Regions from separate parts of the Homo sapiens genome. Here region 2 is linked to region 1. The links are chromatin loops, found by intact Hi-C in ENCODE. Cell type or tissue: CD14-positive monocyte. All regions are shown on one strand. Links, peaks and the distances in the headings refer to the core of each region. The heading gives the core; the rest is flanking DNA.

The links. Hi-C counts contacts between places; a loop is a spot of excess contacts. Peaks named below come from ENCODE experiments on the same cell type or tissue, not always from the same donor. Only the 100,000 strongest peaks of a DNase experiment are listed, where the experiment ranks them.
Region 2: it touches region 1 in a loop (4-fold over the local background); 7 of 110 quality-filtered maps call a loop at or near these places.

The regions. Positions count from the first base shown.
Region 1 is chr3:46,440,486-46,445,864 of GRCh38, forward strand. LTF (lactotransferrin) reads right to left here. Exons shown (of 17, transcript NM_002343.6): 12 at 4,796-4,951; 13 at 2,956-3,097; 14 at 931-998. Among named protein-coding and RNA genes, the nearest start is that of LINC02009, 20 kb to the left of the region's middle. RefSeq lists an enhancer at 2,331-2,832. In CD14-positive monocyte, for the core only: CTCF peaks have their summits at 2,272 and 2,473; DNase peaks (open chromatin) are centred at 586 and 2,296.
Region 2 is chr3:46,381,718-46,387,096 of GRCh38, forward strand. All of the region lies in intron 2 of CCR5AS (CCR5 antisense RNA), which reads right to left. Among named protein-coding and RNA genes, the nearest start is that of CCR5, 13 kb to the left of the region's middle. In CD14-positive monocyte, for the core only: no CTCF peak of the experiment used is centred there; DNase peaks (open chromatin) are centred at 2,454 and 4,694; H3K27ac peaks cover 486 bases.

The DNA.
Region 1 (5,379 bases), core at 152-5,151:
AAATGTAATTGTATGCATGTCTATGTTTGTGCAGATGCCGGCTCATTGTTCCGGCTCCCGTTTGTCTCTCTGCTCTCTCCCTTTAAGAAAGCACTTTATTCATTCTCTTGGATTCCTCTATTTGATATTGAAATAATTTCAAATTTACATGTCTTGTTTTAATCTCTGTCCCAAGAGACACTAGAAGGAGCAGAAGCAGAAGGGAGAAGTGGCTGAGACTGCAGTGATTACTGAAGGAGGGAGGCCGAAAGTGGAGACAGTTCTTTCTCAGGAAACAGAATAGCAAGTCACCTGCTGAGACTTGGGGGTTGGAATGCTGAAGTGGGGCTAAGGAGACAGATGCAGATTGGAAGGTAGCAAATGGCTGAGGACCAGGAGAGAGAGTGATTGTTCAAACATTGGCTGGAAGATTATCTTCCATCATCTGCAACCACCTGTAATTTTGTTCCCACTAACTCCCAAGGAGTCTCCAGACCAAGGCTCACATGGGGATGAATGAAGGCCTCTACTTCCTTTTTCATAAAGGGAGGCTTCATTTGCATATGTTCACCCAGTTTGTAGCATCATCCACAGTTTCCAATAGGCATGCATGATCTCATGTGGGCAGACAGTGTGTTTCTGTGGTTGACTAGAGGAAGCCAGGGAGACATTTGCTACTGAGCATGGCTAGTATCTGTGTGTGTGAGAGTGAGTGTGTGTGTGTGTGTGAGAGAAAGAGAGAGAGTGTGTGTGTATGAATTTCGTTTCAAAATCCATATGACACCTACAGATGTTATCATGTTGTCTATTGAGATAAAGAATTTTGGAGTTCTTTTAATCACAAATATGGAAAATGTTATAAAACCTTCCCAAAGGCAAATCTGAACACTAAGATGTGTTGTGATGCCAAAGACTCTGCTTTGAAGGAGAAAAGGAAACACCTTCACCTACCATCAGTGTTCTGCAAGACAGTGACATCTTTCACAAATGCAACGTCTCCAGCATTCTCAGCCAGGCACCTAAAATGTTCCAGAAAATATACACATAATTACAGAAGAGAAACTAGTGGGGCTTTCATAAATATTTGTAATATGCATTCCAAAAACTGAAATATGGAAGTAAACATCTAAAAGACAACTATTTCTAGGAATTTACTGTTTACAGCGGCAGATTGAACACAGGTGTACCTGCCCTCCTTTTAAAACCCTATATAAAAGACATTACAAAACCAAGAAATCTAAAGATATGCGACCCAGGAAACAGGCAATCTAACATGAAGTAAGACAAAGGAAAGCACCAAAATAATGGTCAACAGGACCCCCAGGACCACAGATGTGCAGGCGGCCTACACAGCAACCAGTCCAAACTGCAGCAGGAAGATGGATGCCTTCTGGAGCAGCACTTCCAAGTAAATGATGAAACTGTGATAGCACCCAGAGAGAGAGAGAGAGAGAGAGAGAGAGAGAGAGAGTGTGTGTGTGTGTGTGTGTGTGTGTGTGTGTGTGTGTGTGTGTGTGTGTGTGTATGCATGTTGTTAGGAGATTTACATTACTGGCAGACAGTTTGGGGATGAGATAGTGATGTGTTTTTTTAAGTGCAGAAAATTAAGCAAATAAGAAAAGACATTTATGAACTCCAGAGTAAACAAAAAGTTTGTACAATAAGGGAAATATAATATGAGAATAACGCTTACACAGTCATAAGTACTGAATATGACATTAGCGTGTTGGGTGCTGAAGAGAGTTGAAGTCTGTGGTTGTGTGGTGGAAAAGGTGCTGGGGGCAGTGTGAGAGGCTAGATCTTCTTCTATACTACAGAGTCAGCAGAAAGTTAAAAATTAAGAACCAGCATTATAAGGATGATAGAAATAAAGGGGTATGACACTGGTTTCAGCTTTTAATGATTTTGCTATAAATTTCCCCAATCTAGATTCTAGATATAATTTAAACAAAAGACAAGGGATTTTCTTCCAGTATAATTAGGAATATTAAAATGTGGGTGTTTCCAGTGAACTAATACCTTGCTGCAGGTCTGAAAAAAAAAAAAAGAGGAGCACATGCTTCTTTCGGGCTCTTATGAGACATGTGTTCAGCATTTCTGAGTAGAATCACATTTCCATTTGCAAATCCTTAGTCCCTTAAAGATATTTTTATACATTCACAAAACATTTTTTTTTGTTTTGGGTCTTTTTTTATGAGCCACTTATATAGCAAAAGCTACTTTTCTGTCATTCCATTACTGGAACAAGGCTGTTGAATTTATATTAAAAAGTTCAGACACCCTCAGACACATGACGCCATCTGGTCGTGAAATGTACTCTTGGCAAATGGAGGAAAAGGAACAGGGGAAGATCCTCTCTGCACCCTTCACACTGGTAAATAGTGCCCCTGAGAAGCAACACCCGGATGAATGGTGCTGTAAAACGTGGGGTGTGGTTACAAGTCACTAAGTGGTTATAACTTATGAATTCTGAAAACTTGTTTTTTGGCTTATTTTTCACTTCGTTACTGGAGAATAACACTGCAATTCTGCCATCTCTTTGCCATTTCTAAGGCCAAAGTCAGAGAAAAAGGGAAACCTAAGCCATAGTCATGACCTAGGTGAGAAGAAAAGGGGCGGCGATGGGAAAGAGAATTCTTCCCCATAAATGGAATTGTAGGAAGCACTTAGGATACCACACTCTACCCATTTGATTTTCAGGACGAGGCTATTGAGGCCTACTGCTGTTGATCTTGGCTCAAAGCCACAGGGAGAAGCACTGCGGAGCTGAGGTCAGACAGCCCTGGTGCCAGCCTCCACTCTCTGGGGCGGTGGGTGTGGTGGGGACAGCCCTCACTGGGGCCACCCATGAGCTGACCCACAGGATGACCCCCACTCTGCTGTGACAGGTCACATCTGGCTCCTTAGAACTGCAATGCTGACATGCTGAGGGATGAGGTAAGTCCCCATCCTGATGGAGCTCAGTCACAGACTCACCGGAAAGCCCCAGTGTAGCCGTAGTATCTCTCGTTGCTGTTGGGCACGCACTTATTCTCACCCTGCTCGTCGCCAATACACAGAGCACAGAGATTAGATCTCGGGTCAGACCCAGGGGCACAGCTTTGACTGAAATATTCATCTGGAGAGAAGGAACACGGGGAGTCAGCTCTTCAAACCTGAGTCCACACAAGCAACCTTTACCTAACAGCCGATGCAGGGTGGTTTCAGTTCATTAGACTTCCCAGGACAGCAATCTAGATAGAACACACTCACCATCACAAAGCAACATGTTGTCACCAACATAGGACCCACCAGAAAAGCTTCATTCAGACTGTAGGCACAGATGGACACCCAACTAAGGCTGGGGATGAGAGCTGTGGCTGCCTGGAGGGTCCCGTCATCACAGCCTTGAGCTGGGGACTCAGCTCATGACCGTGATGGCTGTGTGCAGCAGAGCCTGTGAGTTGCCTAGTCCAGGATCTGATTTTGTTTTTATCAGTAATGGAAACCCTGCTTTGTATCTGGGTGCTTGGCCCTTTGGTATAAAGACTAGACTTATCAGACTCCCTGGGGCTCATATGGCCATATGGGTAGCTATAGGCCAGTGAAATATCAGCAGGAGTGTTGGGCGCCAGCTTCTCAGAAACATCCTTGAAAGACAATTGGTACATGCCTTTTGCCCTTTCTTCTCCTTCTCTTTCTTCATCCTGCACATAGAATGCAGAAGCAGGGACTGGACTTAGAGATGCAATGTGGGCCATGAGGTGACCTTGAGCATGAAAGCCACACAAATGGCAGAGTAGCCAAATGATTAAAGCCCAGGTTCCAGACCCCATATTGTCTTCATACCAGCCCTAGGCAAACCACCTCTGGACTACATGACACAGAAATTAACTTCTGTCTTGTTTAAGCCTCTACTATTTCAGGAGTTTTCTGTTCCTTGCAGCTGAACCTGATCTGAATTCGTTCATTGTGTGATTTAACCCAAGAAAGAATAAACAAAGGTGACAAGAAAGCTCTGCCCCACTGAGCAAACGTCACCCATTATCAGACTCCCACTGCTGCTGGAAGAGCCACACTATGTGTCAACCTCAGGAAAAGCTGGGAGTTCCCATTCCATCCTGGCAGTTTCCCTACAGCTCAGAGGCTGCCATGGAGCTGGTGAGGAGCAGAGCCACGTGAAAGCTGCCTGCCCCGGCCAGGATCAAAAACCCATGCAGTGGAGCCCCTGCCCTAGGAGACGCCCATACAAGAAGGGAGTCACATTGAGGATGTGCTACACACCATGCCACGGGGCCCACAGCAGGCAGGGTGTGGCTGATGCTGACTAGGATGAGTGTGGGGTGTGGTGGGGAGAGAAAACTGCAGAAGCAGGTGGAGCCAGGCTCTTGAGGTCTTATTCAGGCTCCGTTGCAGTGTAGAGTAAGCGTCAGTTTTGCTTAGTAACAGGAGTCACCTTTCATGAGGCAGGCAGACATCTTTCCCCAAGCTGGGAAGCCAGAGTTTAAGAGGAATTTAGGTCTGGAGCTCCAAGAGGTAAAAAGCATTTGCACATCTTGGAACTTGCATTTATTCTTAGGGTGCAGCGAAATAGGCAGATATTCCAATCTTTAATCTTGGGGTGGGGTGAATGGGGCATGGGAAGTGCTGTGCAGGGAAACCCCCAGTGCACCCACGCCTCCAGGGGGCAGCCACAGGGAGAATTTCCTTATGCTGGAAGAGGCCTGCAGGCCACTATCAGCCTGCAAATCCCCTCCCCTCCCTTCCCTAAGGTTCCACAGCACAATATGCCTACCCTCCAGGGTGGCCCACCCACCGCACCTTTGGAACTCCTTACCAAATTTGCAGGAGCCCGTCTGGTTGAAGAGCAGGCCCATGGGGATATTCCAGCCTGCAGTCCTGTCCACGGCGGTGTGGCAGGACTTCTTGCCTTTCACAGAGTTCCAGGTAAGGCTAGTGTCTGATCTCCTAACCACCGCCACAGCAAGATATCCTGGCATAACAGATGACAGAAAAACAAGTCTTAACCTCCAGGAGGCCTGGCACATGGATTCCAGTGGAGCTGTCTACAGCCCAGGCCAAAACAGGCCAAGAAGCAACACCAGGCAATGATTCCCTCAAAGAACTGGCCTTTTTAGGTAGACCGAGAAAGCATAAGCTGCTGCCTTATGTTAAGGTGAGATTGATGAAATAAAACAGTAAGAAAAGCTGATTATTTTAGTGATTACAGGGGACTGTCTTCAACCAGCCACACAATGTCCCTGAGTTACAAACCAGCAATGCATCTCTCAGTGTAAGCTTCTACAGCAACAAACACTATAAACAACAAGAGAGACCCCAACAGTGCATAAATCACCAACCACAGTGTGCATCAGGCAAGAGCACCAACATCCAGCCAGCTAACGGCTGTGTGGGTACAGG
Region 2 (5,379 bases), core at 173-5,172, 59 kb before region 1:
TCCTGACATATAATCAAATAAGGACTCTGTTGATTGGCTAACTCAATCTTCCTGTGCCAAAAAGCAGAGCCCAGCAGAGAAGAGGGCAGGGACTTGAAAGTCAGACTGACTCGAGTTCCAGCCTTGGGGCTGTGGGAGCTTGGGCAAGTGACTTAACGTCTCTGGCTCTCAGGATCTAAAAGGATTTCCAGTAGTAATTTGGGGTGTTACTGATACAGGAGCTAAAAAGAAATTATTTAGGTGGTTAGTGAGGGTCAGAGAGTCCTCGGTAAGATTTGCCTTTTAACAAAAAGCAGCCCCAAAATCATTTGTTTGCTAACAAAGAGAAGCCTGTAAAATTGAGCTGCAGACATAGATAAGCAAGCTGGAAGCTTGCACGGGTGAATGCCGGCAGCTGTGCCAATAGGAAAAGGCTATCTGGGGGCCAGGCATGTTCAACATGGATTCTCCATCTTCCCTTTTCTTTGTCAACCAAGTGTACAGTAAAGGAACAGGCAACATGGCACGGGCCAGGTAGAGAACCCTTCTGCATAATAAAAGATTAGGGTGAGATGGCCAGCTTCTTCCCGTGCTATGTAAATGGCATACCTGGTCCAACCAGTCTTTTGGGCCCTGTGTAAATCAGACACCGCCTCCTCAAGTTAGTCTATAAAACCCCATGCATTTTACCGTGAAACTGGGAGATCCACTCGGAACCCCCTCCTGCACGAGAGACCTTTTCTCTTTTGCCTATTACACTTCCGCTCTTAAACTCACTGCTCATGTGTTAGCATCCTTGATTTCCTTGGCATGAGGCAACGAACCTTGTGTATTACCCCATACAAATGATGCTGCTTCATTACTAATAGCAACCTGACAGGGTTGTGTTGGGGTATAAATTATCTAGACCAGGGAGATCCAATATAATTTTTTTGTAATGACGGGAATGCTTTGTATCTGCATCATCCAAAATGGTAGCCACCAGGCCAGGGTGAAATGTGGCCAGTGTGACTGAGGAACTGAATGTTTTCCATGATTTAATTTAAATGTGGCCAATGGCTACTGTAGGAGACAGTGTGAGTCTGGCATATTATAAATAATAAATATTAATATAATTTGAACTTTGGCATCAGTGTTTCCTAGATTTGAATTACTATGCAAGTTGCTTACTGTTTCCAAGCCTCAGCTTTCTAATCTGTAATTGGGGCTAATAATAGTATCTGCCTTACAGGTTTGTTCAGAGGATAAATGAGAAATTGCATGTTGAGGGCTTAACACAGTGCCTGGCACATAAAAGCTCTGGTAACAGTTAGCCACTTTAATAATTTGCTAATAATGGCTATTTCTTCTTCAGATTAGGATGTGCTCCCCCAAACAGTGCACTTAGACATAGCGGGCAATCCAGCTCACTCTCTGCAGTGAGAGAGAAGCACTGGCCGACCAGAGTCAGCCAGGGGCTCATGGGTATGAAATCAACAGCATGATTTTGTAAGTAATGGATGGAAAGGGCCTCACAACTTTATGGCACTGTGTTCAATTTGCTTGGTCTTCTGTAGCTCCTTTTGAAAGCCTTTTAGGGTGGATTAACCTGCTACCAATAATTCTGGTCAGATGTAGACTCCATAGCTCAAAGCAAACTGAGAGAGTGAGGGCAGCAGGCCAATTCCCCACCCCTTCCTTCTGGACTCTGACAGAAGCTTACACTCAAGGAAGAGCAAGTAGGAATTAACGTGTTAAGAGCTAGGTAAGCAAAACCCAATGAGAAGTTCTGGCAAAGCCCCATGGGCAGGGGTGGCTTAGGCACAGGAAACAAGTAGGATTTCATACCACGCGCCTCAGTCTACTTCCGGGGCCCTCATCCTCAGCTGTGCCTATGCAAAGGAGAGCAACCAATAAACCCCACCGCCACTCTCCTACTGTGGAGGCCAGGGATGGCCAGGGGTAAGAGAGGGATGGGAAGTGTTTCCTCCAGCCGTCCTCTGAGAAGGAGAGGAAACTGGGCAGAGCTTCTGTCCTCCTTCAAGCAGAAACAGAAACAAAAGAAACCCCTAAGGGGGTTCTTACTTCCCCTCTAGTTCAGTTGTGCACTAACCATCTGCAGCTCAACATTCAGCATTCATTCATTGATTCAGCAAACATTGAAGGAGGGCCAGCTATGTGCCAGATGCCAACTCATGCCATGAAAGAGAGTCCCTGTCCTTATGAAATTCACTATTTAGAGAGAAAAGCAAGCAAAAAGGCAAAGTTTGAAAAGTACTGTTGAAGTGGCATCATTGTCTGGGGTGAATACCTGAGGTTTGTGGTCTCACGCCAAGGGAATCAAGGACTCAGGCACACAAGAAGTGAGTTTAAGAGCAGAGGTTTAATAGGCAAAAGAAAGAGAAAAAAGAATAGCTCTCTTGCCTGCACAGAGAGAGGGGCACCTGAGTGGATCTTCCTGTTTTGTGGTGAAATGCAAGGCATTTTATAGACGAGCTTGAGGAAGTGGTGTCTGATTTACTTAGGACCCGAGAGATTGGTCAGACCAGGTGTGATGTTTACATAGCATACAAAGAAGCTGGCCATCCCATCCTAATCTTTTATTACGCAGACGGGGTCTATACCTGGCTGGTGCCATGTTGTCTGTTCCTTACTGTACACGTGGTTGACAAAGAAAAGGGAAGATGAAGAATCCATGTTGAACATGCCTGGCCCCCAGATAGTCTTTTCCTATTGGCACAGCTGCCGGCATTCACTCTTGCAAGCTTCCAGATTGCTTATCTATGTCTGCAGCCCAATTTTACAGGTTGCTCTTTGCTAGAAAAGAAATGATTTGGGGGCTGCTTTTCATTAAAAGGAAAACCTTACCAAGGTTAAAAAGAAAAAAATTTCTTTTTAATGCCTATGTTACTGTGAACAGTGTCGGGATAAGGCTCTGAGAGCCAGATGAGGATGAGTTATCCAATCCAAGGATGGGGGTCTGGAGGAAAAAATCCTAGAGAGCATTGCTGCAGTTGAATAAGGATTAGTTAGAAGCTACTGAGTGGAGCATAGGAGTAGGAACTCTTATGCAAATGTGCAGAGGTGAAATAAAGCAAGGTATAGTCCAGGTGCCTAAAGTAGCACAGCTGACTTGAGATAGATGATAGATAGGTAGATAGATGGATAGGGTACATAGATGATAGATAGATAGATAGATAGATAGATAGATAGATAGATAGATAGATAGATAGATAGACAGACAGACAGACACTGGTGTGAGTGTGGGTGTGTGTGTCTGGCTGCGTGCATGCATTCCTCCTGCAGGAGATCAGGAGCAGTGGGCAGTATGGAGTGACAAGAAGATTGGGAGGTACTCCTTCTAGCCCTCCCCTCTGCTCTGCCCTCCACTGGAGCAGAAGCAAAGCATATGGTGAAGGGGAACAAGGAGTCTCCCCAGCACAGTACCCGAGTGCATTAGCTATTTATCACTCCACAGTCCCCATTCACGTGTTAATTCAGCATTTATTGAATGCTTACTGTTTGCAATGTCTATGTCAAGCTGTCAAGTGTAGTTTTTATTCTACAGGCCACAGGCACCCCCTAACTGTGTTAAACAAGATGGTAGTATTGAGACAGGAATAATAAGGGTGGTCACAGGAGAATGGAAGATTCCAGGCAGCAGTTTGACTAGTAAAAAAGGAAACTGTTGAAATAGCTGCATAATCCAGGGGTCAATAAGAACCTGAGAACCAGGGTGTGAGCCAAGGCTGGTTAAAAGCAACTGGATCCAATATGGTGCTGAGTTTCTCCTAGGTTTTGCCTGGAACCTCATTATATGCTCAATAACATACCAAATCACACACCCACCAGGGCCATTCCATTTCCTGGAACACTCATGTTTGGTGTAAAAATGGGTGGCACCACAGCTCTGAGAAATCTTTACCTTTTTCAGGAAACTTCATGAATATTCCATCCTTTGGTTAAAGAAACCCATAATGTAGAAGCCCCAAACCCTACTGGGCGCAACTCTCTCTCTCTTGAGTATGCCTGCACTTCCCTTTATTATTTATTTATTTATTTATTATTTATTTATTTATTTTTTAGATGGAGTCTGGTTCTGTCACCCAGGCTGGAGTGCAGTGGCGCAGTCTCAGCTCACTGCAAGCTCTGCCTCCAGGGTTCAGGCCATTCTCCTGCCTCAGCCTCCTGAGCAGCAGGGACTACAGGCGCCCACCACAACGCCTAGCTAATTTTTTGTATTTTCAGTAGAGATGGGGTTTCACCATATTTTATTTTATTTTTGAGACAGGGTCTCACTTTGTTGGCTCGCTGCAACCTCTGCCTCCCAGGCTCAAGCAATCCTCCAACCTCAGCCCCCCAAGTAGCTGGGAGGACAGACGTGCACCACCACACCTGGCTAATATTTTGTATTTTTTTTTGTAGAGACAGGGTCTTGCCATGTTCCCCAGGCTGGTCTTGAACTCCTGGACTCAGGTGATCAGCCTGCCTCCACCTTCCAAAGTGCTAGGATTACAGGAATGAGCCACCCCACCCGACCACACTCCCATTTCTTGAGTGTGTGCATTTTGCTCTGCAATAAATCTCTCTACTTTCACTTTTCTCTGACTCGTCCTTGAATTCCTTCTTGTGACAGCGTCAACAGCCTGGACACCAGGTGCAGTCAACGTCTCACCAGTGTTTAGGGACCTCCCCTAATCCACTGGTATCAGCATGATCAGACTTGCTTTTTCAGAAAAAGCCTTCTGTCCATAGACCAAAGGGAAGTGACTCAGAGAAGGGGCAGGAGGAATCACAAGCTCCCTGCCTGACCAGGCCTGGACTATGGCAGAGACAGTGAGATGGTGAGAAAGCAAGGGTAGACAGCCAGCCAAATCCAGAATATAGAAAGTTCTACAGGAAAAGGTGGGGCCAAGGTGGGACAGGGGGAAAGGAATTGTTGCACATTAACAGTGCAATGCAGAGCACTGGTCTTGTTTATGTCCAGGTTAGAACAAACCAATGAGAAAGCACATCTTTGAGAAAACTGGAGAAATTTGAACACTGACTAGATATAATATTATGTTAATTATGCTTTAATTTGGGGTACAATAATGCTTTTGTAGCTATTTCTAAAGAGTCCTTATCTCTTAAGGATACACTCTAAAATACTAGTGGATTAAGTTATATGATGTTTAGACTCTTTTTAAAATAATCCAGTGGGGTGAGAGGCAGAGGGAAGGGAGAGGAGCATAGAGGAAACAGTGTTGGTCATATGTTTGTAATTGTTAAAACTGAGTGATGGGAATATGGAGATTTAACATATTAATACTATTTTCTGCCCATGTAATATTTGAATATTTTCATAATAAAATTGAGAGAGAGATAAAGAAAGAAAAGAGAAAAGAAGAGAAGAGAGAAGAGATAAGGGAAGTGGAGGAA